Regions from separate parts of the Homo sapiens genome. Here regions 2, 3, 4, 5, 6 and 7 are each linked to region 1. A link is a contact called in ENCODE Hi-C or POLR2A ChIA-PET data. All regions are on one chromosome and are shown on one strand. Each heading gives the region's core, a stretch centred on a gene start or an enhancer-like site at or near the end of the contact. The rest is flanking DNA. Distances are from core to core; before and after follow the strand shown. Region 1 holds the start of CCNK (cyclin K). Region 2 holds the start of XRCC3 (X-ray repair cross complementing 3). Region 3 holds the start of BAG5 (BAG cochaperone 5). Region 4 holds the start of TRMT61A (tRNA methyltransferase 61A). Region 5 holds the start of MARK3 (microtubule affinity regulating kinase 3). Region 6 holds the start of EIF5-DT (EIF5 divergent transcript). Region 7 overlaps TCL6 (T cell leukemia/lymphoma 6).

Evidence for each region. A loop is a pair of places that touch in the nucleus more often than their neighbours do. ChIA-PET counts read pairs that join two places held with the same protein, here RNA polymerase II (POLR2A). Pooled maps may share reads with other maps.
Region 2: a loop to region 1 is called in a pooled map, with 14 times the contacts of the local background. The contact joins the promoter of XRCC3 here to the promoter of CCNK in region 1. A Hi-C loop is called at or near these places in 9 of 50 pooled maps.
Region 3: a loop to region 1 is called in a pooled map, with 13 times the contacts of the local background. The contact joins the promoter of BAG5 here to the promoter of CCNK in region 1. A Hi-C loop is called at or near these places in 5 of 50 pooled maps.
Region 4: a loop to region 1 is called in a pooled map, with 22 times the contacts of the local background. The contact joins the promoter of TRMT61A here to the promoter of CCNK in region 1. A Hi-C loop is called at or near these places in 4 of 50 pooled maps.
Region 5: a loop to region 1 is called in a pooled map, with 15 times the contacts of the local background. The contact joins the promoter of MARK3 here to the promoter of CCNK in region 1. A Hi-C loop is called at or near these places in 1 of 37 single-sample maps with no recorded cell type and 5 of 50 pooled maps. POLR2A ChIA-PET finds 5 or more read pairs at or near these places in 1 of 52 experiments (activated CD8-positive, alpha-beta memory T cell).
Region 6: a map of ascending aorta shows a loop between it and region 1 (18-fold over the local background). The contact joins the promoter of EIF5-DT here to the promoter of CCNK in region 1. A Hi-C loop is called at or near these places in 1 of 168 maps with a recorded cell type or tissue (ascending aorta) and 9 of 50 pooled maps. POLR2A ChIA-PET finds 5 or more read pairs at or near these places in 1 of 52 experiments (CD4-positive, alpha-beta T cell).
Region 7: a loop to region 1 is called in a pooled map of posterior vena cava, with 11 times the contacts of the local background. The contact joins the enhancer-like site here to the promoter of CCNK in region 1. A Hi-C loop is called at or near these places in 1 of 37 single-sample maps with no recorded cell type and 4 of 50 pooled maps.

Annotation. Positions count from the first base shown.
Region 1 is chr14:99,479,028-99,483,256 of GRCh38, forward strand. It overlaps CCNK (cyclin K), which reads left to right and starts at 2,382. Exons shown (of 11, transcript NM_001099402.2): 1 at 2,382-2,452. It overlaps SETD3 (SET domain containing 3, actin N3(tau)-histidine methyltransferase), which reads right to left and starts at 1,832. Exons shown (of 13, transcript NM_032233.3): 1 at 1,701-1,832. RefSeq lists enhancers at 963-1,464, 2,273-2,642 and silencers at 1,313-1,512, 1,623-2,082.
Region 2 is chr14:103,713,673-103,717,901 of GRCh38, forward strand. XRCC3 (X-ray repair cross complementing 3) reads right to left here and starts at 1,779. Exons shown (of 10, transcript NM_005432.4): 1 at 1,752-1,779. ZFYVE21 (zinc finger FYVE-type containing 21) reads left to right here and starts at 2,138. Exons shown (of 7, transcript NM_024071.4): 1 at 2,138-2,307. The coding sequence starts at 2,170. RefSeq lists an enhancer at 580-1,265 and silencers at 1,462-1,721, 1,802-2,371, 2,562-2,641, 2,742-2,811, 2,872-2,951.
Region 3 is chr14:103,560,224-103,564,452 of GRCh38, forward strand. It overlaps BAG5 (BAG cochaperone 5), which reads right to left and starts at 2,434. Exons shown (of 2, transcript NM_001015048.3): 1 at 2,393-2,434; 2 at 1-969. The coding sequence starts at 941. COA8 (cytochrome c oxidase assembly factor 8) reads left to right here and starts at 2,737. Exons shown (of 5, transcript NM_001370595.2): 1 at 2,737-2,901. The coding sequence starts at 2,779. RefSeq lists enhancers at 1,039-1,552, 1,652-1,701 and a silencer at 2,042-2,691.
Region 4 is chr14:103,526,897-103,531,125 of GRCh38, forward strand. TRMT61A (tRNA methyltransferase 61A) reads left to right here and starts at 2,300. Exons shown (of 4, transcript NM_152307.3): 1 at 2,300-2,365; 2 at 3,054-3,413. The coding sequence starts at 3,083. RefSeq lists silencers at 2,227-2,276, 2,287-2,456.
Region 5 is chr14:103,383,028-103,387,256 of GRCh38, forward strand. It overlaps MARK3 (microtubule affinity regulating kinase 3), which reads left to right and starts at 2,388. Exons shown (of 18, transcript NM_001128918.3): 1 at 2,388-3,053. The coding sequence starts at 3,003. RefSeq lists enhancers at 1,213-2,204, 2,205-3,194, 3,135-3,324 and a silencer at 2,665-2,854.
Region 6 is chr14:103,332,296-103,336,524 of GRCh38, forward strand. EIF5-DT (EIF5 divergent transcript) reads right to left here and starts at 2,365. Exons shown (of 1, transcript NR_158216.2): 1 at 1-2,365. EIF5 (eukaryotic translation initiation factor 5) reads left to right here and starts at 1,942. Exons shown (of 12, transcript NM_001969.5): 1 at 1,942-1,965; 2 at 2,094-2,302; 3 at 3,358-3,637; 4 at 3,741-3,822. The coding sequence starts at 3,566. RefSeq lists an enhancer at 1,398-1,517 and silencers at 1,838-2,257, 2,398-2,447, 2,558-2,797.
Region 7 is chr14:95,659,651-95,663,879 of GRCh38, forward strand. It overlaps TCL6 (T cell leukemia/lymphoma 6), which reads left to right. Exons shown (of 8, transcript NR_028288.2): 4 at 2,830-3,014. Among named protein-coding and RNA genes, the nearest start is that of TCL6, 9.7 kb to the left of the region's middle. RefSeq lists an enhancer at 3,621-3,700. Within about 2 kb of position 2,266, at least 6 of the 41 ENCODE cell types and tissues checked have a DNase peak (open chromatin) inside an H3K27ac peak, as active enhancers do.

The DNA of each region.
Region 1 (4,229 bases), core at 1,132-3,631:
GCTATAACCGTACATACAGACATAAGATGTTCTAATCTTCAAATCCAACACCACTCCAATTCCAGGAAAAAAAAGCACTGAGATGTTAGCACACTGGAGAAGCAACCATTTTACTCCTTCAGACTACAGTTCCATTTCAGATATTAACTTACAATCACTTGGAGGGCAGACAGGAAAGGGGTAGCAGAAGGCTAAAATCCAAGGTTGTCTGGGGTCCCAATAAAGAGGTTCTGTAGCTGTTTGAGAACTTGGCTTTGCAAACTACTTTCTTAGGCCGAAGAAAAACTCCTCGGTAAACTGTTGGAATTTCACCAAAGTATCAATCACGGCAGCCCTTGGGACTAATCCAGTACTGCTGGACTTTCACGCATGGTAGCCCGTATAAACACAGTACATACAGCAAGGTTCAAGCAAGTCTTGGCAAATTTTAACAGTGGAGAGGAAGACTGCTTTATTTTGCTATATTCTTGGGTTAAATGTATTCGCTTAAAATAATAAACACTTCTCCGAGATTATTACTGGTTAGTTCAGTTTTGAAATACTGGCAAGGTCATTTCAAGAAGAAAAACGGGAGAGGGAGAGGTATATTTTACATAAGATAAAATTCACACTTTTCAGTGTCCGGTTCTGAGTTCTGACAAACGCATTTATAGTGGCCTCATCAGCACCACAATCAGGCTACGAAGATGGGGTAACTCTTCGAGGATTCTTAAAAGCAAAATTGATTTGTCAGCATACTTTAAAAGTATTTTTGCTTTTGAAACATCACCTTATTTATTTAGAAAAGCAAAATAACACGGTCCGAGTGGTCCTAACCCGCGAATGCCTTTGCAACACTGAAATGCCCTCCTCCCAACACCGGCCGGGCAGGGGTGAGCCCCGCAGCCAGGGGCGCGCGTCACTGTCAGCTCCTTTTCCCAAGTGGAGACCGGGAAAAGACAAGAGTTGCATCGCCGGGCTGGAGCCACGAGGAGGAAGAGTTAACGCCGGAATGACAAACTCTAAAGCACCGAATTGCCTCTCCCTAGTAGGGCACTGCGCGTGTGGAGCACGGCCAGGGGCGCGTGGGAAGAAAGACGACCTATTTCCTACGTCCGTCTTCCTAACTGGACGGCGCGGGAGGAGGCGGGGGCTGGTCCCCGGGCACCCTGGTGGGCACCGAGAACTCGCAGAGAGGAACATAAAACCGCACAGCCTTCCCCGAGCAGCGGGGTGACGGGAGGAAGGAAGGAAATGGGAGCGCGACCCGGCCGCGCGCAGAGCCGAGCCGACTAGCGCGAGGGGCCCGGGCCCCACCCGAGAGCAGGCGCGAGGGCCGGGGACAGCGGGGCAAGCTCGGGGAGAGCGCTGCCTGCACCTGGCACCACCTCGAGACCGGGTGGCGCGGGGCCCGGGAGCGTGGGCGCCAGAGGGGACAGGGCAGCGGCGAGCGCGCGCCTCTCGCCCCGCAGGGCGCCCGGGCAGAGGCCGACCGGCGCCCTCCGACCCCGCCGGGCCCTCCTCGCCCTGGCCCCCGAGCGCACACCTGCCCCTTCAAGCCCCGGGGCCACAGCGGCCGGCGGGGACCCTGGCGGGGGCGCGGGCCGGACTTCGGCCGAGGGGCGCTGGCCAGGGCGAGGGACGGCCTCGCAGAGCTCGGAGACGCGGCGCGAGTTTCCCCCGCGGGCCGCGCGGGCGCAGAGACCGCCGCCAGCACTCACCTGCCCGCTTCCCCTAGCGCAGCGGGAACGACGTACTCCGGCCCGGACCCCGCCGTCCGCCTCAACCAACCCCCAGGCGGTGGCGGCGGTGGCGGCGGCGGCGGCCGGACGGGAGGGGCGGGACGGCAGCCTGAGACGGCCCCGCGACCGCGGCCCAACGCTTCTCCTCCCGCCCCGGACCCCGCCCCCGGGCCGCAGCCGCCGCCGTTCATTGGCCCACGCTTCGGACGCATGGGCGCGGCCCCGCCCCGCCACCCAGCCGGCGTTCCGTTCGGGGTCCTCCCCAGCCAGTGGGCTGGCAGCTCCCGGGGGCAAGAGCGGCCGGCTCAGCCGCCGCCAACCACGATGTCGCAACTGGCTGCGTTCGCCCCCGCCAGAGCTTTGATTGGACGAATCTCGACCCGGGCCCCGCCTACGCGCCCAAGTTCCGTTAGCAGGTTCGGTTGCTCCAGAATGCCTTTTCGCCCCGAGGGGCGGGACCGACGGGATGGGCCCTGTGGCTGGCTCCTCCCTCTGTAAGCAGCAGCCACTGACCCGCGGGGCGGGCGGGGAGGAGAGCGGCGGCTCGTTCCTCTTTTGAGAGCTCTGCTTTCTTCCCATTGGTTGACAGGCATCCTACTCTCTCCGCCCCTCCGGTCGCTTGGTGGCGTCTCAGGACGCAGCGTGATGACGTAGGTCCCCGACATTCCATATACAAGATGGCCGCAGTCGGCAAGGAGAGACGTCGCTGAGGGGCTTGCCTGAAGCGAGGGGTGAGTGACCCACCGACTGAGGGCAGCGCCGCCCACCTCCCGCGTATCTGGAGGTCGGAGTAGGTTATGGCCAACCGCCGCTATCCACTGGCGGAGTCTCTCTTTCCGGATTCTGCCTCCCTCCGCTAACCTCCGGTACACATTGAACTTTGCGGGCGACGCGGGGTTGTGGGGCGGGCGTGTAGAGAGGGTCTGAGGCGCCGGGGCGGGGCAGGGAGGCCGGACTCACCCTAGAACTGGTAGCGGCCCTCGCACTGGGGGGCAGTCAGAGTTGGGGAACTTTCTAGGGGTTGGGCAAAAGGGGCAGCGGTGTTAACCGCGCACAGTCTCACAGCCACAGACTTCTCATATCTCCCCGATTATTTCGCGGCGTATTAGTCCCAACCTTGGCTAGGCCTGAAACTTTTTGGAGGTTGTTCCATGTCTAGGGTACTCCGACTTTGGAGTTTTGGAGAGCCACGTAACGAGGGTGCGGCTAAGATGAGGAAAAGGCACTTCCGGGATTAGATTTCGTTCTTGCCCAGACATCGTCTTTACGGACCCGCTCCTGGTGGTTGATTTGGTTTGTTATGAGAGAAATTGTTCTTTAGAAAATTGGAGCGTAAGTCTAGAGGTTATGTGACAGCTCCTAAACGATTGTCTGCCCAAGATAGGCTCGGTAATGCTCCCTAAATTTAGACTGCCAGTTAAACGGAGCTTTCGCTAAGTCATCTGAGGTTAGGAACTATTTCTAAGAGCATTTCTTAAGGGTGGTCTTCTGTGTTTTTAAGAGAAACTTGGTGATGTTTGTGTATCTCGATCTAAATCGCTGTTTACAGATACCTAGCACAATGCCTTGCAGTTGTAGGTGCCCGCTAAAGGTTTGTATGAATGATGTTGCTAGAATGAAAGCGAGGAGCTTTCAGCGCCTAGAACACTGCCTGACGTTTAATAAGCCCTCTGTATTGCTGAATGAAAGAATGGATGGATGATGGTAGTGGTAGTAGTATTGATAGACATTTGGATTAAAGTGCCCTTAGGATGCTTACCTGTTAAATAATCTTGACTATGAATATAATAATTATCCAAGATTGTCTTATTCAGAGTGACCACCGCTGGTGTCTTTTAGGGTTTTTTTCCCTCTTTTATCTCATTTCGATTATATTGTGATGCATTATTCAAGCATATTAGTTGATTTCTGGGCAAATCCTGTTTAAATTTGTTCCATTTTGAAAATGTAGTTTGCACTAACAAGCAATAAAAACTATTCGAGTTGTTAATGAGGTTCTTAAATTTTAAATGCTGTTTCTAAAATTGAATGTCATAAAGAAAAATTGGTCATAGCTGTGGCCTATAAAATGGGCTAGTTCATTTCAGGACATTATATTTGAAAGCAGTGACTCTGCTGAGTGTCTGAAAGGGAGGACAGTGTTTTCTGCTTGTTTTCTTTAAAATTGGATAAGGACAAAAAAATCTAGAGGAATTAAATTCAAGGTAATTGAGGAGATTACAGAGTGATCATATTTTTAAGCTCAGGTAAATTGTATACCAGAGTATTTGCAGATGACTTTATAAAATCGTTATTCTTAGATTTTGAAAAATCCTAAAAGTACAGTTAATGATAGAAGACTAGAATCTGGTAAATGTCTGTTTTCACATAGAACCATTCGATGGCTCTTGGCTACTAGGAACCTATTAATAATCTGTTTTAGAATCTTGTTGGAAGAGCCAACAAGTTTATGAGTACTTGGGAAAGGAGAGCTGATTCCCTGAAGCCAGCAGAGCTTCAGTGAGAAAA
Region 2 (4,229 bases), core at 529-3,028, 4.2 Mb after region 1:
CCTTGGGCCCTGGGACCTGCTGTGTAGCTTTGAAGTGATTCACAGCACTTACATAGTCTGATGTTTTGGGGTGACCTGACCCCCCTGCAAGAGTGTGATGTCTTATCAGACCACATATGTGAGGACTTGAGTGAACTCCGCAACCTTGGGAATGCCACTTAAACCTTGTCAGACACTCCCTTATGTGAGTTACTGACCCTGACTGCTGGACTGCAAAAACAGACATCAGCTTGAAGGTTGTGCAGATGCTTTGAGGCAAGCTATACGCTGCTGGCCTGGGAGCTGGACCTCGGTCCCAGCTTCTCAGAGAGCTCCCGCTCTCACGCTCTCCACTGCTACCAAGGCAAACCTCGAACTCTCACCAGATCTCACTCTCCAGGGGCCCGCTCCATCCCAGCAGAGCAACCGGACCCTGGCCGTTCTGCCACTCACCTCCCTGCCGTGAATGCACCCCATCCATGGAGGCCCTGCTTCCCTGCCAGGTGTCTTCACCTCCTCCCCTCTCCTCCCCTCTGAGCACTGTGAACCCGAGAACAAATCTTCTTTGACAATAAACCGTGTGATTCGTGGAATCATACTTTGATCATCTCCTTATTTCCTCCACACACAAGGACCCCTGCACTGCCAATGGCCCCAGGAGAGGGCAGAGTCAGCCACAGGGACCCCACCTCACAGGCTTCAACACTGCTGATGCCTGTCATCCCAGCACCGTGGGAGGCCAAGGCGGCCAAGGTCGCCTGAGCCCAGGAGTTCAAGACCAGCCTGGGCAACACAGCAAGACCTACTCTCTACCGAAAAAAAAAAAAAAAAAGAAAAATAGCTGGCCAGTGTAGTGGCGCTTGCGGTCCCAGCTACTTGAGAGCCTGGGAGGTCGAGGTTGTGCCTAGCTGTGAAGACGCCACTGCACTCCACCCCGGATGACAGAGCCAGACTGTCTCAAAAAAAACAATAAAAATTCACGCCTTGTAATAAGGAATTAAAGGCAGGATGAACAAACATTTTCTTCTTTTTTTTGTGTGCTTTCTGAGATGGAGTCTTTTTCTGTAGCCCAGGCTGGAGTGCAGTAATGTGATCTCGGCTCACTGCAACCTCCGCCTCCCGGGTCCTGGTTCAAACAATTCTCCTGCCTCAGCCTCCCAAGCAGCTGGGATTACAGGCACGTGCCACCACACCCAGCTAATTTTTGTATTTTTAGTAGAGACGGGGTTTCACCATGTTGGCCAGGCTGGTCTTGAACTCCTGACCTCGTGATCCGCCCGCCTCGGCCTCCCAAAGTGCTCGGATTACAGGCGTGAGCCACCGCGCCCGGCCTAAAGGATTTTCTTTCCAAATCAAAGTATTAAAATAACTGTTCAGACCTCTCCCACTTCGATGCGAAGCCAGCGCGGTCCCAGGCGGACGAGCGAAGGCATCGAAGGCCGGGGGCGCAGCCGCGGGCCCACCTCGGCCTCCCCTGAGCGGACGCCTCCCCGCGCGCACCGGGGGCCCCGGAGACCGCCTTCCCCGCTCCGAACGCACGCGGCCCGGCCCCGGCGAGGTGCCTGAACGCTACCCGAGCTGCGGCGGGGCTCCCGGGGTGAGTGCTGCAGCCCCAGGCCCGCCTGCTCCCACAGGCTCGGGCAATGGAGACCCGCGGCCGCCCCCGCCCCTTGACCCTGCCTCACCCCTCACGCCCGCTGCCGCCCACGACCTCCGACCCCGCTGCCGCCCGGCTCGCAGCCCGGCTCGCAGCCCGGCTCGGCGGGCCTCACCTCCCGCGGGTTCCGCACTCCTCTTCCCGCCGTCCTGCTCCTCTCGGCCTTCTCCTCCAATAGGCGCCTAGCACCCTGAGTGGGCTACACCAATCAGAGACGAAGCGGCGCTAACGTGACTGACTAACTAACCAATCCAAAGTCTCAATCTCCCTGAGAGGGGCGGAGCGTACCCGGGCCAGCCCTCGCCGCCGATTGGTGATCGACCTCAGGGTTGCAGGGGCGGTGCCCTTACACGGATTGGAGAGGGCAGCGATGGGGCGGAGTTCAAGCTCCGATTAGTCCGCGCTCCGTGGCGGGCTTGGCGATTGGACGCCGGCGCTGTCAGCCGCGCGCGGACCGGGGCGGGGCGGGCGGTGCCCCGGGCTGGGCGAGGGGCCGGGTGCGGGGCCGCTGGCCGAGAGGCTGAGGCGGCGTCATGTCCTCCGAGGTGTCCGCGCGCCGCGACGCCAAGAAGCTGGTGCGCTCCCCGAGCGGCCTGCGCATGGTGCCCGAACACCGCGCCTTCGGAAGCCCGTTCGGCCTGGAGGAGCCGCAGTGGGTCCCGGACAAGGAGGTGGGTGGCCGTCGCCCCGGCCAGCGCCTCCGACCCGCCCCGCCGCCCCGGCCCGGCCCCGCGGGCTTCCAGGCTCCCGCGACGACCCCTCCGCCTCCGGGCGGCCCCTTCCCCAGCCGGCCCCCGCCCCCGCTCTCTCCCAGGTTGGCCGCGTCCCCGGGCCGCCGCCTCAGGCTCCTACGCCCGCGGGGAGGGCGGGAGGCGCGCGGTGTCCCGGTGCGGGGGTCCCGGGAGGGCAGGAGGCACCTGTCCAGGGCGGGCGCCGGGAGGCGGGGTGCGGGGCGCGGGCTGGTCCCGGGGGTGGGTGCGGCCCTGCCCGAGGCCGGTTCGTGCTGGGCTAGCGCGTGTGGACTGCGTCCCGAGAGCTGGGGCTCGCTCCCGAGAAAGTGGAAGGCGGAGCGCCTTCCTCGCAGGCTCGGTGGGGAGGGCGCGTGCTGTCCGCGGAAGCGCTGGAGCTGGCGGCCCCGCAGGGGTCCCTCCCGGGAACCGGGGGAGGCGTCGGTGCCGCGGGCGGGTGGCCGGTTCCGAAGCCACCTCCTGCTCGGAAGGAGGGCCAGGACCCAGTCTGCGGGCCAGGCTGCCCCCCGTTTCCCTTCGTCTATACCACCCTCCACCTCGGAAGCGAGGTCGCAGTCGCCCACTGGACAGTTTGAAGGAGACCGCAGATTTGCACCCGTTTCCCATGGGCCCAGACACGGCAGGAGTTGCCCAGGCCACTCCTGCAGACATTGGGGCGTGGGCGTGGGGTCCCTGAGCCAGGCCATCCGCTGGGCCTCCCGTGGGGTTCCCTGTGACCTGATCGGAGGTGCCTTTGCCTCACACCAGCCCCTTGGCCAACTGGGAAGGCCCCGAGTGCATTTAATCCCACTGGCTGTGCGCTAACAGGTGTGTCCAGTTTCTGTTCTGTGGATTTTACCACGATAAAAAAAAAATTGGGGGAGAAAAAGAATTTTTGTAATATGACTTTCATACTTAACACGTGTTACAGATTCGTTTAATTCCCTCAGTGATAGAACTAAGCAGACGTTGGAACTAGGTTCAAGAAGTCAAAGTAGCACTAATTGACTGGGTTCATTGAAGCTTGGTTGGAGGCCTGGTGGGGGGTGAGCGGCCACAGAGCCTCGGGGACAGGACGGAATTCGAGTGACTCTGGGGAAGTGTCTCTGGCATCTACAGTGTACGGAGCCATCACCGGTCACTGAGCGTGTCCTGGAGAGTTGAGACCAGTGCTGCCCACCTCTCCCCAGTATCGCCACCATGAGGAGTCTTTTTAGACACTTTCCGCCAATCATCCTCCTTCATCTTTTTTAAAATTTACTTTTAAGTTGACACGTGAAAATTGTATTTATGGTGTAACGAACTCTTAATAGCACAGAAATACTCTACGTCTGTATGAACCGTAAGGAGCACGTGAGAAAGTGTGGCCAAGATGAGGCAGAGGTTTCCACCAAAGCACAATTTCTTTCTCCCTGCTGTACACATGCACTGATCTTACGGTTCTGTTTTATAGTGAACCACTGTGTTCCCCTCCTTCATTCTCTCTTCCAGAGCCCTTCTGGTATCAGCTGAATTGTTTAGCATTTTTCCCTGCCTTTCTTTGTGGCCTCTGCTGAGGCACTGTGTGGCAGTCCCGCGGTGACTTCCGACTGAGTGGAGTTGAAACACTTGAGTCAAGGTGGCACCCCTCGTGGAAGAGAAGATTCATTCCCACGCTGGCGTGGTGGCAGGATACCCCTCCAGAGCCCCCCACCATGTTTGGATGATTAACTGGGATCTGAGCAGCTGAGGGAGGTCCTAGCATTGGGTGGGCTTGGGGGACAGAGAAACCATTCTAATAAGATGGACTTTGTCTCTGAGTTTTGCGTTGTGAATTGTATTGGAGCATGGTCTTACAGGCCAGAAACGACCAAAGACAGTGTTCT
Region 3 (4,229 bases), core at 1,184-3,683, 4.1 Mb after region 1:
ATTAAACCCTGCAATTCTGTTTTGGAGCTCAGGTACAATTCAGAAGGGTTTTGTGCTTGGAGAAGTTCATTTTTTATTTCTCTCATTCTCTTGAGGACCTTTTCTATTTTTAAAATGGAATGATTCTGTCTCAGGTCAAATGCTTTAGTTGTGTCTGCTTCCTCTTCCAAATCCAGATATTTCAATAATTTGTTGATATCTTCTACTACCTCCCTCCGATAATTTCTGATTTCTGTCCGGCCGCACACATCTAGAGCATCCAGGTCAGCGATCAGCCCCGAGAGCACACAGGATAAGTGCCTGCAGGTCTCATTGTTGTTCACACCCATCAGAAGTGCAATCAGGACCCCTCGGGCCTTGTTCACCTCACACATCACGAAGTTGATTTTGGCAACGGAAGGATGTGCATCCTCGGAAAGCGGCAGGGAAGGCTGCTTTTTCATGCAGTCTTCGATTATCTCTTGCACCGCACAGATTTTGGTTAAAGTGTGATACCTTGCTTTCCGCAAGGAGATTTTTCCTCCAGTTTTAACATGTGTCAGCCTCAGAATGATATCTTGGATGCCTTCTTCAAACTCATCAGTTACGCAGTTGCCTCCATTATAAAATGGCACAATTTTCTCTCTCACGAGGGACTGGGCTTCCTCAAAAATGTTCTGTATTTCAATCCGGTGTGGGTGGTTTGCATTCTGCTCCAACTCTTTGAGAAGACGTTCTGTCTCCTGTGCTGCCCGCTTCCTAGCTTGCTGAATATCTCCTTTTCCTTCAGTATCTACAGAGTCTATTTCAAAAAGCTGTTTTGTTAGAATCCTCTCCAGTTTCTTGTAATTCTTGTCATCTGACAGACCACTGAAGCCGATAACTTGCTGTTCTACACTTTTTACTTCCTTTTGGATTTCCTGAAGCCTACTAATAGAAGGATGTTGGTTTCCCATATCCATACTTTTGTTGTGTTCAGTTTCACAAGCACTAAAAGACGACAAGAATGATAACTTACTACAGCACAAGGCTTCTGCAGAACACTAATGGTATATTAAGTCATTCTAAAATTCTCATTTTAAAAAGGTATACTTCTGAGCAGTCATCCCACCTCAGCCTCCCCAGTAGCTGGGTCTACAGTCGTACACCACTACGCCCAGCTAATGTTATTTTTAGTAGAGACAGGTCTCACTATATTGCCCAGGCTGGTCTCAGACGATCCGCCCGCCTCCGCCTCCCAAAGTGCTGGGATTAAGGTGTGAGTCACCGTACGCGACACAAACTATTTGGAACCAGCAGGGCACCTTTATGAAAGGTGAAACAGTAGCTCTTGTAACCTTCCGAACACTAACAGTACCCCGCCCCGCCACACAGCTATGCCTAGTTTCCAGAAACTCTAAGCAAAAGAAAGAACCAGAACAAAAACCAGTGGCTCTCAGACATCCCCAAGGTCCCCGCTTCTTCGTTTCTCTCCATCCCTTTGTGCACTTCCCCTCCCCACCCTTTTAGCTCCTCACACATCTTCCCTCACAGAAGTCTCCCTGAAGAGATTAAAACCCCACAGGTAAAGAAGAGCGACCGGGACAGCGCTGAAGGGCACCACCTTGGGCTTTCGAGGCCCAACACCTCCTCAGCCCCCAACATGCTCCACTCTCTCAAAAAAAAACAACCCGCGAAAACGTGGTAACTATGAATAATTCATTCACTCGCCTCCCACTGGGAGTCCACAATGGCCTAATGCACGTTTCAAGCTCTTGGTTTCTATCAAACGGCTCGCTCAAGGTGGGTAACCAATGGAAACGCATAATCTATCCCCGGCGGATGTCCTGGAGGCCACGGAGGGAAGGCGGCCCGAGCTGCTTCCTCCCCGCCTCGCCCTTCCCTCTTGGCCCTTTACCCAAAAGAAGTCTGAATTGGATGCGGTCTTGGCGTCCCGTGGCTGAGGTGGCGAGGTGGAAGATCAGCCCTTTACGGGGTGCGGCACCGGAGCTGGGCCCCCAGCTGCATGCCTCGCACCCCTCCCGACTAGGTCTGAGCGGGGCAGCCGGTGAAGGGGCCGCTACTGGCTGCAGCAGCCGCTCCGGGCGTCTTGGCCCGGGTGCCAGGGCGCGCCTGCAGGACGTGACCTCACAATGGGCGCGCGAGGGGAGCTCGGCCCGGCCGGGGGAAGCCGGGGGAGGAGGGGAACCGAGGCCCGGCCGGAGACACCAGAGACCAGGCCCGGCCAGCCCCGGTCGCTTCCGACCCCAGGGGCGGGGACAGCGCCGAGACCGACTCTGCCCTGCCTGATCCGACAGGCCGCACGGGGCTGGGCGCTGGCGAAGGGGTGGCCCAGCGGGGAGCCCCGCGCGGAGGTGGTGCCCCACTCGTCCCCCCGAGAGAGGGAAAAGGCTACAAGCCGCGCTTCGCTCACCTGTCCCGCCCGCGCCATCGCGCGATGCGTCGCCGACGCTTCCACGACTTCCGCAGCTCCGGCAGTCGCCCGGGCCCGGCAGCCCCGCCCCTGGCCGAACACCCCTAAACCCGGGGACACCTCCTCCGGCGTCCGCGCCTAGCCGCCGGCAGCGCCACGCCCACCGCCAGCGGCGCAGCGAGGCAGCCTGGAGTGACCGCGACCAAGGAGCGGCCGCCCGGGTCAGCCCGCGCCGCCCGCCGCCCCCTCACCCCGTCGCACCGCTGGGAAAGCGCACGGTCGGCCGCGCCGCCGCGCTTCCTCGGGCTTCGCGACCCTGCCGTAAAGCGGCCCCTCGCGCCGTCGCAATGCTGCCGTGCGCCGCGGGAGCCAGGGGGCGTGGGGCCATGGTGGTCTTGCGGGCGGGGAAGAAGACCTTTCTCCCCCCTCTCTGCCGCGCCTTCGCCTGCCGCGGCTGTCAACTCGCTCCGGAGCGCGGCGCCGAGCGCAGGGATACGGCGCCCAGCGGGGTAAGCAGGGGCCTGGGGACATTGGGCCGGGAGGGGTGACCGGAAGGGAAGACAAACCCGGGCCTCGGGGCCACTCCCTGTTCTGCACAGCCGCCTCAGGCCTTTGTCCAGGTGCTCTCGCGTCCTATCCCGAACAGTCCCGCAGCCCCGAGGCTCCCGCATCAACGCCCTCAGTCGGATGGGACTGAGGGTGCCGCCGCCACCACGCCGGGGACTGTTGACAGCCAGAACCTTTAAGCGTAACAGAGTCACCTGGCAAGTTTGTACCTACCTTATTTGTTCCCGAGAATGATTATTTTTTATTTTTAAAGAGCTCTTGGCTTACCGTGCGTTTTTTTTCGTTGTGTGTGTGTGTGTTTTGGCTTTGTTACAATTATTAGTGCTTTTCTTCAAGCGGCGAGCACTTTATCATCGTACTTTTGTAGCACTTCACGTTGAATAGTTGTTATTTGCAAACTATGTGTGGGTATATGCATGTTACTGGCCAAAGATCCGCAAAGAATGTCTGTAGCAAGAATGTCTGTGGCAAGCAATTTTTATAAGTGGTACTTTTGGGAGGGATGTTTTGTTTAAGGGAGGCCTAGGCCTTGATTCCGTCTGTCAGATGAAAATGTTGACTAACGGTGTGGAATGGGCTGGAGATAAAATATTCAAGCAAAGCATGCAAATACCAAACAGGCTAATGAAGGAGGCTGGAAAACTTGGTTTAAACAATAATTAAAGAAGTATTAAAAAAGTGTTAATTAAAAATTGGACGGGCTCCGTGGCTCACGCTTGTAATCCCAGCACTTTGGGAGGCCGAGGCAAGCGGATCACGAAATCAAGAGGTGAGACCATCCTGCCCAACATGGTGAAACGTCTCTGCTAAAAATACAGAAATTAGCTGGGCATAGTGGCGCGCGCCTGTAGACCCAGCTACTCGGGAGGATGAGGCAGGAAAATCGCTTGAACCCGGGAGACGGAGGTTGCTGTGAGTCGAGATCGCGCCACTGCACTCCAGCCTGGCGACAGAGGGAGACTTCATCTCAAAAAAAAAAAAGCTAATTAAAAATTGCAAATGTACTTGCTTGTACATTTTCATTTCTGTTGGGCTGTGGCTGTTAGTACACTTTCATAATTGTAGCTTTGAAGGTCTATCTAGTTTACAATTTAAACAAGGAGTTACCAGGGCAACTTGCCAACCAGACACCCAAGTGGCTAGCTCAGTTCTGTGTTACAGTGACCAAGTCCTTGCCTTCTATCCCTAGAACATAGAAACCCACCCAGCATCTCTATCTTTGGGCAGAAAGATAGAGCAGGTGTCTGAAAATGCTCTAAGAGAGCAAACG
Region 4 (4,229 bases), core at 1,050-3,549, 4.0 Mb after region 1:
GATTTGGGCACAGCAGCCTCCCCAGTGGGCATCCTTCCTGCCTGTTCCCACCTTTCTTCAAATCAGCCATTGGTTCTCTGAAGCCGGTTTACTGGCTTTAATTCTTAATTAAGAGATAGGGTCTTGCTATGTTGTCCAGGCAGAACTCCAACTCCTGGCCTCAAGCAGTCCTCCCTCTTCAGCCTCCTCAGTGCTGAGCTTTGGGGGTTTATTGGCTTTAAATCCTAATCCCACTTTGACCTCACTGGCTGTGACTTCAGGCAAGTTATTTAACATCTCTGAGTTTCAGTTTCCCCATCTGTAAAGTGTTCCCTCCCTCCTAGGATCCTGGGGAGAAGTCAATGAGATGGCACAGCTGGGCATATACAGCATCAGCTCTTGTTAGGGGAGCCCCAATACAAACTCTGCACAGGGAATCATCAGCTGAGGTAGGGGGGATTGGTTCTGCTTGAGGACTCAGGCTGGGGACTGGGGCAGGCTCAGATGGAGCAGGTGGGCAGGGCTGAGGAGGCTGCCTGGAGGAAGGGGCACTGGAGGAGTTGACCAGCCAGTAATAGACAGAGAGGCAAGAGGGAAGTCGGAACCAAGGGAAACCACCGCCGAGTCACCAAGTCCTACCTTAGGCCCTTATAGGCACCCGGCCCTGACTCCACACCAACCACAGCTGAGAGGCTGGGGAAGAGAAACCCAAGAGAAGTGGAAAGTCAGAATCCCCCAGGGGAGAAATTAGGGGGTGACTCAGGCGGGTGCATCATCAAGGGAGAGAAGCATCCGCTGGAACACAGGTTCGGGAGCTGTGGAGGGGGCTGTTTCAACGTTGAGAGCAGAAGGCAGGGAGGCTGTAAGGCAGAAGTAGAGGCAGCTGGTGGCCAGCGTGGTGGCCCCACAGGGACAGGAGCCCACAGAGAGTGGGAGGCCATGGAAGGCCTCTCACCAGCTTACTCCTGGGGGCTCTCAGCCGCAGCTAGGGCAGGGACACAGAGGGGCTGAGGTTGGACCCCTAGGTTTCCATGATGGACCCTGAGAAGCCAATGCAAGGGCCACAAACAGCCTGGCCTGGCCTGCCCCAGAGGCGAGAGAGTTGAGAGTGCTCTACAGGCTGCCAGGGCTCCAGAGGGGAGCTCGCTCTGCAGGAGCCTGGCCACCTCATCTTACCAGGCTGGAGTGGCTGAGTGACTGGGGAGGGTGCCCTAGGGTCATTGCTAACTGGCTTGGGTTCGGGCGCAGGCTAAACCCTAGGCTGGGTAGGGGGGTCTCTGTTCCTCTCCAAGCTCTGGTCCTGAGAGCTAAGAGCTGGAGGAAGAAAATCCGTGTCCCCTGCCCCCGCTCCCCTGCACACACACTCCACAGAGGAGCCAGCTGGGAATGGTGTTGCTGAGACAGAACGCCACTCCCGCTTCCCTGTTCTGCCCATCCTCCAGCAGCACCTCCTCCAGTCTCCTGCCCAGGCTGCTCACCAGACCCAAAAGTGGGCCCAAGTCATCCAGTTCTCATTATGCCTTGGTTCGCAGGAGGGGACACAGGACCCCTACTCCCTCCTAGAAGCAGCTCTGCACTCAGGACAACGTGCCCCCGTCGGGGGAGGCAGGGCCTGGGCGGAAGGCCACTTCTGCAGACTTTTCCAGGCCCCCATCTGCTGCACAGAGCTCTGGCTGACCCTAGCCCAAGCCTTTTAGAACCGCCCCTTGACCTGCGATTCCTTTTCTGGAATTCATTTTAGGGCCCAGTCAGGGGTGTTCCCAGAGCAGTCTGCAATAACAAAATGTCTATGGCGAAGTGTCCTCATAGAGGACTGGGCAGTGAGCCACGGGCCAGCCCTCTGGTGAACCCCCAGGGGCCGTCAAAGGGGTCCGGGACAGCAGTGACAGCCAGGCCTTGGCTCCTGCCGCCCTTCAAATGTGCCTGGGTGCGACGGCAACCCGCGGCCGGCGGGGCGGGGGGACCTTTTGTTTGTTTGTTATTATTTGTAGAGATGGTGGGGGTCTCACTACGTTTCCCGGGCTGGTCTCGAACTCTTCAGCTCAGAAGAACCTCCCGCCTCGGCCTCCCAAAGCGCGGGATCACAGGCGAGAGCCACCGCGCCGGCCGGCCGCCATATGGATTTTGTCCAGTCTTTCGATCTTCCAGCGACCAGCAAATGTAAACAGAGCAGCTCACATGAGGGAAGAAGTCGCCCAGGAAACGTCCTCTGGGAGGGGCGGGAAGGGCAGCCTGGCGCTCCCAGGATCCCGTGCGCGGAGGGGGGGAGGGGGAGGCGGAGGCGGGGCGCGACGTCATCAGCGGGCGCGGAGCCGGAAGTGTTGTGGCCGCCGCCGCCGCGCGTCGCGGAGGCACGTGTGGAGCCCCGGCAGCAGGAGCGTCGCAGGTGAGACTCCGCGGGGTACAGGGTGGCAGGGCGCGGGTGAGGGTGACCCGGGCCGGGCACGGCGCGCAGGGCCTGTCCCTCCAGCCTCGCATGGGCGGCCCCCGCCGGCCCGGCCTGGCCCCTTGTTGCCTCTGCATCGGCTGGGCGGTGTTTGCGTGGACGGCCAGCTCCGCGTCCCCAGCCCCTTACTGGGGAGCCCTGAATCCTCTGTCATACCCTGCCACCTAGCCCCCGTGGGGGAGACTGGGGTGAGGAATCAAGCCTGGCTTGGAGGTGACCTCATTGACCATTTGCCTCTCCCCCGCCGGTGGACACCTCGCAAAGGCGCTTCCTCATCTCACATCTTGGGAATGGGAGTCAAGCTCCTGGAGAAGGGTGATGGGAGGGTCGGGTCCTCACTCCGGGAATCCTTGGGACCGAACTCCGCCATTGCCAAGCCTCAGTCTTTTCATCTCTGATTTAGGCTCATAGTCCCTGTCTCTTGTCCTAGACCAAGAAAGGCTTCAGAGGCCAGGCCAGAGTGCAGCGCTATTGGGCTCCCTGTCAGGCAGTGGCAGAGACTGAGGCTGAGCTAGCCACACCCCGCCCATGCCCACTGCTGGGATGTAGGCCTCGAAGCCTTCTACCTAGACCCTAGGCCCTCATCCTGCCTCCTGACTTGCTCATGCCTACACACACCCCTCCCCAGGTCCTTGGCCCTTGCCAGACATTAGCACCATGAGCTTCGTGGCATACGAGGAGCTGATCAAGGAGGGTGACACGGCCATCCTGTCACTGGGCCATGGTGCAATGGTGGCGGTGCGTGTGCAGCGTGGGGCACAGACCCAGACCCGGCATGGTGTCCTGCGGCACTCAGTTGACCTTATCGGCCGCCCCTTCGGCTCCAAGGTGACGTGCGGCCGAGGTGGCTGGGTGTATGTGCTGCACCCCACGCCCGAGCTCTGGACGCTGAACCTGCCGCACCGCACGCAGATCCTCTACTCCACAGACATCGCCCTCATCACCATGATGTTGGAGCTTCGGCCCGGCTCTGTGGTCTGTGAGTCTGGTGAGTTCCTCAGGCTGCCTCAGTTTAACGCAGAAATTGACACAAAGGTGGAGGTCAGAGCCTCCAGCCTGCCCTTCCTACAGACACATGTGGCTCCTCAGTTTCTATTTTCACATCTTTCCGGGATGCTGACAGCAGGGAGTGAAGGTGGAGGCAGAGAAGCCCGTTAGGAGGCTGGTGCTGTAACTGGAGTGAGAGGTGGTGGGAAATGGACCAGGAGGAGCTGGGGAGGACTGGTGCTCTAGTGAGGGTCCTGCTTGCCTTGGTGGGGCGTGGCCAGCTTGATGCTTGGCGCTGTCCTAGGTACTGACCGTCAACCTCTAGTCCTCCGTGCTGATGGTGAAGCAGAGAGAGTTGCCCCTTCTGGAAAGAGGCCAGGGCTACCCCGAGGAGCTCACTGTAGGTGGGGAGCCTTCCCCATCCTCATCCATGATCAGATCCTCACCTGCTACCAATGAATGTGAGCACCATTGTTGAGTCCAGGGCCTGGGCTGTGGGAACCCCTGCACATATACAGGTGCTGGGGCCGCCCAGTGTGGCGATTGAAGCCAAGATTGGCCCCAGGCGCTGATGCATCTAGGTTGTTGGTGGCGTGTTCCTCCCGGGCAGGAGAGCTAGGGTCCAGGTTCACGAAGAGTGCCTAGCACTGCCATGCTGGCTTTCTGAGGGCTGCAGGTCACCATGTCCCTCCCTGGGGTGTCTGGGTGGGAGGGGTGGAGAGCAGGACTTAGCCAACTCCATCAGCTGCTGCTCCTGTGCATCCTGTGGTGGGTGCTGGCCTCTCCGCCCCTGCCCCACTCTCGCGAGAGAGCTCAA
Region 5 (4,229 bases), core at 1,138-3,637, 3.9 Mb after region 1:
CATTGCAGTTGAAGTGTGTGAAGCACACATTTAACTAATGGAATTCCACTAACTCCTCTTGGCCAGAAGGAGAAAGAGAATAACTTTATTTATTTATTTACTTATTTATTTATTTCTGAGGCATGTTCTTGCTCTGTCTCCCAGGCAGGAGTGCAGTGGGCATCATCCTTCTGCCTTTTTTTTTTTTTTAAGTTTTTGTAGAGACAAGGTCTCACTCTGTTGCCCAGGCTGGTCTCCAACTCCTGGGCTCAAGTGACCCTCCCACCTCAGGCCCCCAAGTAGCTGGGATTACAGATGTGCATGCCGTCTCCCTATTCACATTTTATTTTACTTTATTTTGTTTTTTGAGACGCAGTCTTGCTCTGTTGCTCAGGCTGGAGTGCAGTGGGCTGATCTTCGCTCACTTCAACTCTGCCTCCCAGGTTCAAGAGATTCTCTCACCTCAGCCTCCTTAGTAGCTGGGACTACAGGCACACACCACCGTGCTTGGTTAATTTTTTGTATTTTAGCAGAGATGGGGTTTCACCATGTTGGCCAGGCTGGTCTGAAACTCCTGAGCTCAGGCAATCCGCCCACCTCGGCCTCCCAAAGTGTTAGGATTACAGGCGTGAACCACCGCGCCCGGCCCCTATTCACATTTTAAATAGAACCACTCTTGGCCCCCTGACCACTCCTCTCTGAGGGTTAGATGGGAGCCCTGAGTGTTACCTTAGTCCTCAGGTGTTTTAACATTGGGAGCCTCTGGCCTCTCTGGGAGTGAATCTGGCGTTTAAAGATACATATATTTGGCCGAGCGCAGTGGCTCACGCCTGTAATCCCAGCACTTTGGGAGGCCGAGACGGGCAGATCACAAGGTCAGGAGATCGAGACCATCCTGGCTAAGACGGTGAAACCGCATCTCTACTAAAAATACAAAAAAAATTAGCCAGGCATGGTGGTGGGCACCTGCAGTCCCAGCTACTCGGGAGGCTGAGGCAGGAGAATGGCGTGAACCCGGGAGGTGGAGCTTGCAGTGAGTGGAGATCGCGCCACTGCACTCCAGCCTGGGCGACAGAGCGAAACTCCGTCCCAAAACAACAACAACAACAACAACAACAACAAACATATATTTCGTGGAGCAAGAAATGTCTCAAACATAGCAAGAGAGTTGGGATGCCAACGGACCAAAGGGAAAGCAAGCATGACATAGCCCCCCACTACAAGGGCTTACCTATTATCCAAGCTTTGGGAGCTAGGTTAGAATCCCAGCTCTGTCGCTAACCAACCTGTGTACTTTAGCCAAGTCACTGTACCTGTCTAGACTTCGGATCGCATGTGTGTCTGCCCATCTCATAGGGTTACCCTGAGGCTAAATGAGGTAACAAATGTCATGAACCCACAAGGTAGACTCGACTCTCGGTAACAGTTCGTGTCACCCCCATCTCACACTACTCTCCCTCTTCGGACCCTGCACCCATGGATTCCATCCACCGCTGGCCAGGAGCTGAGTAGAGGCACCGAGCACGTGAAGAGGTGAATGGGCAAGGAAGGCTTCCAGGTCAGGTAGCATTTCCAGTGTTCCAGCCTGCAGGCATCTACCGAGCCTGGCCCGAGGCTGGCACCCAGAGATGCTTCCAGTCTTCCAGCAGCAACGCACTGACTGTAAGAAAAGCCTGCTTATAAACCCCCTACAGGCATTTGGAAGCTGGTCCCTGGGGTCCTCTACAGATTCATTTCGCCCCCAAACCCATCCCCTTTGTGCCACCCTCGTTATTGCACTCTTCCATCCGGATGGCATTTAGCTGGGTCCGGGTCTGTCACCCGTCTGACCACCAGCTCCTTGAGGGCAAGAGGCGCCTGCTGCCCTCAGGGTCCGCGCCCAGCCCGCAGCTGCTCAGATCCGGAGACGGGAAGGTTTGTTGGCGAGAACCTGACTCCCGGGTCACAGTTAAGGATGCAAGAGCCCGGCGCCTTCCCGTAGCCCCGGCCCTGTCATTAATTAATGCTGGGGCTCCATTCGGTGCAGCGCAGTCCCAGGGATGCAACCGCAACTTTTGCGCACAATAGGCTCTCGATCTGTAATCCAGCCAACCCAGGCCTGTAGTGTGTAAATGCCAACTCAGCGGGAGGGCTCTGGCTGTCGCCCAGAGCCGTTTCTCGGCTCTTTCGCGGTTGCCGGCGCGCTCGGGACAGGAGGAACCCGCAGCCCGCGGGAGTCAGCGGAGACCCGACCAGCACTATCCAGCCCTCTGCACCGCCCCCGCGGCGAGGTCTGGACCAAGTCGCCCCTAGCAACAACAGCCGGGCCGGCTTTCTCAGGCCATGCTGATTGGCGGGACTCCGGGTGGCGGCCTGTCGTCACTTCCGGCAGCCGGAGGCAGCAGAGGAAGCCGAGGGGCGGCCATCTTGGCTCCGTGAGGCTCTGAGGTGCCGGGGTGCGGCGGCGGCAGCGGCGGCCAGCAGGGCGGAGGCTGAGGCAGCAAGCTCGCTAGAGAGGGAGAAGCAGTCGGGCGCAGGCGCCTCCTCCGCAGCCCGCTCCATGGTCGGCGCCCACAGCCCGCGGCGGCCTGTCTTGCGCTCCACTTCCTTCACATCCTCCTCCGCCTCCTCGTTTTCAGGCGCCGCCGGCGGCGCTGTGTGGAGGCCCGCGAGCTGAAATTCGCGGTGCGACGGGAGGGAGTGGAGAAGGAGGTGAGGGGGCCCAGGATCGCGGGGCGCCCTGAGGCAAGGGGACGCCGGCGGGCCGAAGCGCAGCCCGCCGCCCGCAGGCTCGGCTCCGCCACTGCCGCCCTCCCGGTCTCCTCGCCTCGGCCGCCGAGGCAGGGAGAGAATGAGCCCCGGGACCCGCCGGGGGACGGCCCGGGCCAGGCCCGGGATCTAGACGGCCGTAGGGGGAAGGGAGCCGCCCTCCCCACGGCGCCTTTTCGGAACTGCCGTGGACTCGAGGACGCTGGTCGCCGGCCTCCTAGGGCTGTGCTGTTTTGTTTTGACCCTCGCATTGTGCAGAATTAAAGTGCAGTAAAATGTCCACTAGGACCCCATTGCCAACGGTGAATGAACGAGACACTGAAAACGTAAGTAACCTGGGCGTTGTAGTTGGCGGACCTTCGGGGTGGCATTCGTGCTCCTCGGGCAGTGCCTTGCAGTCGGGTGTTCCCCCCAGCCGAACGCTCTGGAAATAGAGGGCAGGCCGTAGTCACCCAGGAGGCAGCCAGGTCGGACCGTTTCCTCCAGAAGTCTGCCGTGTCCCGCTGTTCGCGGGCGGGTCTGCGAAGTACATCGATTATGCCGGCAGTCTAGTCGGTTAATAAAGCCCAGGAGTTGCAGCGTTACGGATCGGTGCTTTGAGAGGCCAGGTTGCCGCGCAATGGATTGTGCAAACGTGTGTGTCAGATCACTGCAGTGGTCAGTGCTTATTTTAGCCGAACTCTGCTTTTAACTTGGTCAGGCAGTTCTTGAGAGACTGTCACATTAATAACATATGTTACCGGTGCTGATTAAGAGTAATCGATTGGGTCAAGTGGGCGGTCTCGTTCTTTAAGATGGTCTGGAACTAAATTTAATCACAGTCACTAAGTGTCCACTGAGGGATCTTTGCGGTCCCCTTAGGAATTCCAAAACACTAGCGCGCAGCCTTTATTAAGGCAGTTTCCTTTCCATACAAATCTTTTTTGAAGGAGTTGGTTAAACATTTTGAAAAGCAGATGTATAGTGAAGCTCTGCTCTGCCACTCACTGCCTAGCTGAGGGACACCCGCTGGGGGCTTCGCTGTCCTCCTTCCTAAAAAGAGATTGGCTTAGATGAGCTCTTAGGTCCCTTTCAGCGCTCACAGGCTATGGTTTTATAAAAGGAACCTTTGATTTTGTTCATGTGAAACTACAAAATGCCAGGAACAGCATTGCTAGAGAATGAGAACTTGTAGTAGAAATTCCATTGAAGAAACGTTTGACTCTGTTCGTTTTCTAACTCTGTTCTCCTCTAACACTGGGTTCAAAAGTGTTTCAATCTAGTTGTTGACTATATTCTGTAAAACATCTAGTAAATAATTTGTAAAGAAACTTCACTGGCCTTTCATTAAAAGTGTTATGAGGTAATTGCTGGCACGAAATGTCTTCTCTTAGGGAATGCTTCCTTGCTTTGAGTGTTTTCATGCTTTCAGTAATGTCCTGAGATGTTGTGGCCTAGTGGAGTTAATGCTTTCATTTTGATCTTCAAAAATGCCGCTTGTTTGCTGGATAGCTGTTTGATAA
Region 6 (4,229 bases), core at 1,115-3,614, 3.9 Mb after region 1:
AGTGAAACAGCAGCAGCATGTCTGGGATCCCCTTTTCTAGTTTGTCTGATGGGAACCCTGGTACTCACAAGGCACTGTGCACTTGGCTTAACAACTATACACCAAGGTACACACTGCGGGATTATAAAAGTCCCTGCCCTAAAGGACACAAATCACCTCTCAATTCTGGATTGTGCCTTTATTTCTTCCTACCAACACTGCCAATTTTTAAGTTGTTTATAAAGCTTTTAGTTATGGAAGCACGATCTTGGATTTTGATATAAAAATCAACATAGCTGCCAATTCTAACCTCAGTGCAAATGCAACTGGTCCAAAACAAAGGGCAGCCCCTTATCTACCTCATCCTGTCCTCAGCAACATTTCTCTTTTCCAGATCGGGAAACCTGCACGGCCGCTCAGGACTTCTCGATGACTGCACCTTAGAGACCAGAGTGCAGGTTAGCGGGGCTCTCGCTCCATCAGTCAAGTGAGGTCTTCAAACTTCAGGGTGAACTATGGATGTGTTTTTAAGACTCAAGTTTTCACAAAAAAAATCCAAGTTTCAGAAAGAATGGGAGAGTTTCAACAGAACTAAAATATGAGAGCCTCTCTCTAAATAATAAAAATTTTCTTTTTTTTTTTTTTTGGAGACAGTCTCGCTCTGTTGTCCAGGCTGGAGTGCAGTGGTGTGATCTCGGCTCACTGTAACCTGTGCCTCCCGGGTTCAAGGATTCTCCTGCCTCAGCCTCCCGAGTAGCTGGGATTACAAGCGAGCCACCACGCCCAGCTAATTTTTTGTATTTTTAGTAGAGACAGGGTTCCACCATATTGGCCAGGCTGGTCTCAAATTCCCGACCTCAGGTGATCCGCCCACCTCAGCCTCCCAAAGTGCTGGGATTACAGACGTGAGCCACCGCGACCGGCCTAAATAATAGTAATTTTCAACGGAATACATTGGAATCTCATTATAAATGCCTGCTCTGGGCTACGATTTGCTTATCAAAGAATTCACAAGTCATAAACTAGAGGGGGTGGACTCGACGTGATGCCCACTAGGAGAAAGGTGACAAGAGAAGCACGAAGGATAGCGCTTTTCAACCCTGGGAGAGCAGGGAGGCCTTCACCAGAAGGTGGGAACCCACCACGAAGCGCCTTCAGGAGGCCCCAGGATTCCAAACCAATTAAGGGCCTCCTCTTCCGAAAACGGGAGGCGACGCGCTGAGCTAAGCGCGCAGGCTGGGTTGCGGGCCGACACCGAGGCGGCGCGGCCTCGCGACCGCCCTGGGCGGTCACTGGCGAGTCACGGACTCGTTCCGCCAGCGGCCAATCCACCCCGAGTCCGAAACAGAAGACGTCCCTGGGATGAAAGACCCAGGCCTGGGGCTTAAGGTGGAAAAACAACTCATTCCTCGAGGCCCGGAGTCGGGCGTCCCGGGAGAACGGGAAAGGGAGATGAGCGCCCGCTGCGGGGAGAACGCGGTCGGGTTCCTCTCCCCGAAGGTGGCAGCCGCAAAAACACGGCCTCGAAAGCAGTTTCGAGGACGATGGCTCCTGCGTCCCGGGAGTCGCCATGACGCCGCGGCCTGTCCCAGACCCGGCGAGGGAGGGGACCAACCACCATCTCCCCCTCAAGGCCCAAACCGACAAAGAACGGCCCCCGGTACCCCGGCCCCGCCACCAGGGCCACTCCGGGTCTCGCGAGACCCAAGGGCTGCGCCGCGAAGACCTCTGGGAAAGGCGGGGGGAGGGGAGAGGAAGGAAGCGAGACCGGGGCTGGAGGCGGGCCGAGGCCGCGAGTTGAGCCTCAGGAAGCAGAAGGGGCGCGGAAAGATGCGATTGACGTCGCAAGCGAACCAATGACGAGCGAGCTGTGGCAGGCCTCCAGCCAATGGGCAGTGAGGCCTGACGCGGGGGGCGGACGCTGGGGCCGAGGGTAGCTTGAGCGCGGCGGCGGCGTTGTTCAGTCAGAGCGAGAACATTCCAGAGGTGAGTCCGGTGAAGGGGCGGCCCCCTGCCCGGTGCTTCCCGCCCCCTCGACCCCTCGGGCCGCTGGCTGGCGGGGAAGGTGCACTCCCCGACCGCCCACGGCTCACGGCGCCGTCTCTCCGCGCCAGGTCGCCCAGCTCCGGCGCTGACGGGTGTGGACCGCGGACGTCGCTGGGACAGCCCCTCCCCGCTGCTCGGCGGCGGCACCTGGCCCGGCCGCTCCTCGCTGCGCTTCGCCTCCGCCTCCTCGGACTCGGACTCGGGTTTATATCGCGCCTCACTTCATCCCAGTCCCGGGCGAGCAGCGTTGGGTTTATGTCTTTATTTGACGAAAACGGTGAGTCGCGGGCGCGGCGGGCCAGGAGATGGCGGCCGCACAAGATGGCGGCGGCCGCCGCGTGACCCCGCCGCGGCGTGTGGCGCAGTTTGGGCGGACGGCGGGCGGGCGCGGGCCCGGGCGCCGGCCGCCCCCTCCCCGCGCGCTCCCCGGCCCGGCCTCGCCCCCTCCCCGGCATGGCGGGAGCGCGTCGCGCGTGCCCGCCGCTCGGGCTGACTCAGGCTTCAGCTGCTGCATTTGTGAGTCATCGCGCGCTCTGGGGCGGGGGCGGCCCGATCCCGGCACCCCTCGGCCGTGTGTCGCTTCCCGGCTGTGCACCCTCCGGGGCCGCCGGCTCTCGGGGGACGCGCTGGGGATGGGGCCAGACGCCCCGGTCGCGCGCCCCCCTCCTTCGCGGAGCTGCCCGGTTCGCCAGCCCCCGCGGAAACGCCTCGGAGCGCGGTAGCCATGGGGACCAGGGCGAAGGTTAACCGAGTATTTGAATAGCGAGGAAAAGGGAGGCCGGGGCGAGCCTGGCGTTCGCTCGCGCTCTCTTGCTTAATGGCAAATTGTGGGCGAGCGCTGCGTTTAAGGAAGTGCTGCTTTGAAGTAAGCCATGGTTGCCGAAGCAACGATTAGTTGTAGAGAACAGTTCCCTAGGTTGCCCTTAAAAATGAAGACGAACGGGGGTGTGCCTGAGAAGTTTGCTTATCCAGGCGGGGTGGGCGGCGGAGAGGGCTCGGGTTCGTTCTTCAGCACTTCCAGGATGGCCGCAGAGGCAAACCTGCTGATTGCCCTCGGTCTGATGGAATCTCACGGCGGCTGAGGCAGCACAGCTTGTGTTTTCTTGTCAGGCATTTCCCTACCAGTCACAGCTTAGTCGAAATGGAGGCCTTTTTATGTTCCCGCAGATTGTACTGTGTTACATGAGAATGGCTGTTTGCATGTGATCTCAGATGCTTTTTAAGGTGGAGTTAAGCAGAAGCATAACTAGGATGTAAAAAGGAGGCGTTTCCATCCAGCGATGATGTTAAACCTGGGGGGATTTTTGTGTGTTCTTTCCCTTTTTCTTTCAGAGCTGTTGCGCAGCCATTGGTACCTGTATTGGGGAAACATAGCATACAAGCAAGAAGCTTACAGCCTCAGTGGCGAAAATTTTTTCATGTCAGAGACCGAGAACTCTTGCAGTCGTTTATGTCATCCCTTCTTCTCCAGACAGAAGATACCAAAAAGTTGCAATCAAAGATCTCTTCATCTTATTGATAAAGCCACTAATAAGCCAAAATGTCTGTCAATGTCAACCGCAGCGTGTCAGACCAGTTCTATCGCTACAAGATGCCCCGTCTGATTGCCAAGGTAATAAACTGCTCTTCAATTTAGTTGATAGCTCTTTTTGTAGAATTTTGAAGTTTGCATTTGTCAGGGGAAACTGCACAACTAAAATTCTTATTTCCTTTAGGTTGAGGGCAAAGGCAATGGAATCAAGACAGTTATAGTCAACATGGTTGACGTTGCAAAGGCGCTTAATCGGCCTCCAACGTGTAAGTAAAGCTTGGAAAAGTCCACAGGGCATATTATGGATAGAGTCTTCAAAGTCTTTGAGCTGCAAAACTTGTTCTAATTGTATGCTAGCTAATTACCTTACAAGTTAAGTGAGGAACCGTGGTTTATTGGTTGCCATGAGTTTACAAAACTACCAGGGGAACGCATTTAAAGAGTGGATGGCTGGGCGCGTTGGCTCACACCTGTAACCCCCAGCACTTTGGAAGGCTGAGGCAAGCGGATCGCGAGGTCAGGAGTTCTAGACCAGCCTAGCCAACATAGTGAAATCCTGAGTCTACTACTAATACAAAAATTAGCCAGGCGTGGTGGCATGCGCTTGTAGTCCCAGCTACTTGGGAGGCTGAAGGGGGAGAATCGCTTGAACCCCGGAAACGGAGGTTGCAGT
Region 7 (4,229 bases), core at 1,016-3,515, 3.8 Mb before region 1:
ATATATATTTATATTTTATATATGTGTATGCATACACATGCACACAGATGTACACACACATATGCACATACACATATGCACACACACACCCTACAACTCAGACCTTTCCTTTCAGAGCTACCCCTGACCGAGACTTCCTTGCCATGTTACAAATGAGCATCTCTTTTAGAGTAGTGTAATAGAACGTGGCACTTCTTGATAAAAATAGAATTCTTTGACTTCTGCCCAGGCTGCCTGGTGGGCAGGCTCACAGCCTCGTTCTTTCTCAGCTTTCCACGTTATTAATTTTTAGTGCCAAAAGACAGTTCTGCTGCTCCAGGCCTCCAGCTGAGCTCTGCTAGGTTGGAAGTCCCTTCTCAGCCTGATTCCCATTAGCACAGAGCTTGGAGAAGACCCTTCCTCACTCTGATCCTGCTGTCTGGAGCTGGCAGATGCACTCCTCACCCAGCAGCCAAGACCCATGCTCCTGGTTTAGAAGGGTCCGTCCTGACAGCTATCTCCACTAGGCAGCCCAGGGTTCCTCTGGACACAGGACCCTGCCAATTTATTAGTCACGGTGGCACCGGATAGACACAGCTTCACCCAGTGATCTGCCGGCACTGCTCTCTCTTCCTCCAGTCCTGGGCTTCTTCATGTCCAAACCACGTGGAGAACAAGATAACTAGGATCAGCTCTTTTGGAGATAGAAGTCACCTTCCAGCCTGGGATCAGTGGCATAGTCTCAGCCCAGGTCTGGAGACAGGGAGGCTGCCATGCCTGCCAGCCCCATCCAGCCCCAGCTGGCAGCAGTGTGAAATAGTGCTCGCTAAAATGAGCCTGCTGTTTGCCTAGATGTGTGTTTCCCAATAATTCAGAGACCTAGATAATGGGAAAGGCGAACATCTCGTATCCCCCACTTCCCTCAGCAAAAAGAGAACAGTGCCGCAGCCACAGGCAAGGTGGGTTAGAAAACCTGTCTGCTGGCAGATTATTGTCTGTAACTTGCCTCCTTAGTTCTTCCAACACTCTCTCCTTCCCCCTCCTCCCCTCCCATGGTCCAACCCTGAGGGTTCCAGCAGCAGCTGGGAGGTCTCCGATGTTATCTCAGAGCTCCCAATCTGCTGACATTTGAAAATCTTCTGGCTATAACTTGCTCACTTAGCGGCTGCTGCTCTGCAGCCCTGAGCCCTCCTAAAGGAGACCCTACACAGAAGAGTACAATGTAAACAGCCGTCGCCAGAGTCCCCCCAGCCAGAGATAGCCCTTGGGTACATTTTGCAATATTTTGTTTTGTTTGCTCTCAGACCGGACTTGCCCCCCTTTTTAGCACAGCCCAATTCTACTACGTATACTCCCTCCTTGTTCTTTTTGTTTGGCATTATATCCTAAGCATTTCCCTGCATCATCCAAGCTCTGTGGGATGTCATTTTTAACACCCACACAGCGTCCTCTGGTGTGGTTGTATGACAAGTCACTTAACTATTCCACACCCAAAGCCTCCCCTTTTCCAAACTCTTCCCTGGGACCTCCTGAAGGTAACAGCAAGATCTGAGCAGCGCTGGATGGATCCTGCTCTCAGTCCCCTGTCTGGGAACAACGCTGAGCCTTAACAGGGATGTCAGCTTCCTAGGGCTGCTGTAACAAATCCCACAAACTGAGTGCCTTCAAACATTGTCTGGTAGTTCTGGAGGTCAAAGGTGCAGAACGAGTTTCACTGGGCTGAAACCAAGGTAGGGCTGTGCTCTCTCCTGAGGCTTTAGGGGAGAATCTGCTTCCTGAACTTTTCTAGCTTGGAGAGCTGCATTCCTTGGCCCTTCGTCCCCCTTGCTTCTCTTCCAAGCCAGTAGTGTAGCATCCTCAGATCTCCCTCTGCTTTCGTCTTCACGTTGCCTTTCCTTTTCTGCAGTCAGATGTCCCTCTGTCCCTCTTATAAGGACATTTGTGATGACATTTAGGGCCTATGTGGGCGATCCAGGATCATCTGTAGATCTAGAACTTAAACTTTTTTTTTTTTTTTTTTTTTTTTAGATGTGGTCTCACTCTGTCACCCAGGCTGGAGTGCAGTAGCACCATTTCGGTTCACTGCAACTTCTGCCTCCTGGGTTCAAGCGATTCTCCTGTCTCAGCCTCCCAAGTGGCTGGGATTACAGGTGTGCACCACCATCTCCAGCTAACTTTTTTGTATTTTTAGTAGAGACAGGGTTTTGCCATGTAGGCCAGGCTGGTCTCGAACTGTTGACCTCAGGTGATCTGCCTTGGCCTCCCAAAGCGTTGGGATTACAGGCGTAAGCCACCGCGTCCGGCCACATTATTCTTATTTGCAAAACAAATACTTATCTGGCATCAAACAGATACTTTGCATCCGGCAAAAACAGGTGGAGGTGACTGAAGGCGAATGTGGGAGGTCATGGTGGGTTAATGATCGCCAGCGCTGTCCGGTGAAATCAACCACCTGTGACAAAGGTGGTTTTTCACTTTTACTGAACAAGCATGCTATTCTACAGTAAACTCCTTAACAAATGTAGCTTTTCAAGGTCCTTAGGACTATTACCTTTCAATATTATTGGGAAGTTCTTTGCTCTTCTTAGCAGACTGCGAAACTCAACTTTGTGATGACAAGATACAGAATAAATGCATATTAACTGAAATTCTAGGCTCACACCTATGTGAGCTTTTCTCTCTCTAACAAGATGTCAGGGCCGGTTCAGGGAGTTCATCTCCAGCCACCTGTGCTAATCATCGCCCATCCTTTCCAAGTATCTAATGACACTCCCAACCAAGGTCTCTATAATTTCCAGCCAAAAATGAGTTACAACATATGGAACATCTAATTTTCTGTTTCCATTCTAGTTATTTTATTCTTATGAGCTTGTGGGCTCCATCTACCAACCTCTGGGCAAATGCTCATCTGACTTCCATAGACACACAGCAAGCAGACAACCACACAAAGAGGAAGAGGGAGAATATTTACCAGCCATGGAACATCTGCTCTGTGCTTATATCTCATATGCATTATCTCTAATTATCAAAAGAAGGTATTATTATTATTATTGTTCCGCATTCACAGATGACAAACTGAAGATCAGATTGGTTAAATACTTGTCCAACATTAACTTAGCATTTGGGCATCATAGTTGGAATTAAAACTTGGGTCTGCTCATCTCCAAAAACACCCTAAGCCTTACCACACTCATGGGACACAGCTGCAGCTGCAGGTTCTGAAAGGAAAACTAAAACTTCAGAACCCAGTTCACTATGCCAAAAAGGCAAAAAAAAAAAAAAAAAAAAAAAGCCAAAAGCTGAGTCATGCAAGAAGCTGACTTTCCTTTTGCTCCTAAGTAGATAGCTACAGATAAAAGGTTAAATAGCTCCACAGGTAGCTACTGTATGTTCACCTTATCTTACGTAAACTGCTGATTTATTGAGCATGAGACAAATACGTAATTGACTATCCCCTACCTACTCCGTTTCCTTTGCAACATGTGGATTCAGTCATGTGACCATACACTGCCTTTCTCCTCTCCAGCCTACTTTTCCACTTTAAATATCAAAGCCCTCAAAATCATCTTTGGAGAAAGGCACAGACTAGCGACTGTTTCTGTGATTTCGTGTCTTTTTACTTCCAGACATGTCCTTAACCTTGGCACAACAAATCTCTAAATCGATTGAGACCTGTCTCAGATACTTCTTGGTTTACAAGATGGAGGCTGAAATTAAAGAGAAAGATCCTCACTCAACTCACAGAGGAGCAGAATGGGAAGAGGACTTAGTGAGAATTCCCTGAACACAGGAGAAAACCGAAGCCCAGAGAGTGGATGGCCAAGTCCAAGGTCACACAGCCAAGTGCATCCGAGCAGCGCAGGATCCAGGTTTCCTGCCCCAGTGCTCTTTCTGCAGCCCATGCCACCTGTTTTCATGCTATCTCAGTTCACCTTCCAGCTACACACCTGCAATCAGAAACAGAAAGTCTGAGAGTGTGTGTGGAGCCAAAGAGGGGACAGCAGTGGTGAGGCCAGTTTCATGTCTTGTGATTTATTTTCTCCCTTTCTTTTTGGACTTTAATCTTAAGTGGACAGCAATTTGGAACAGTGTCAGCACCTTGTTGGATTGTGCTGTTTGGGAGAGGTGACACAGAGTATTTTAAAAGAGCAGGTTAAGAACTTTTCACAAGGAATCAATTGAGAGAAAATAAAATAGAAACAGACTGTCCCACATTTGGGCTGAGCACCAAACACATTTTTTTTTTTTTT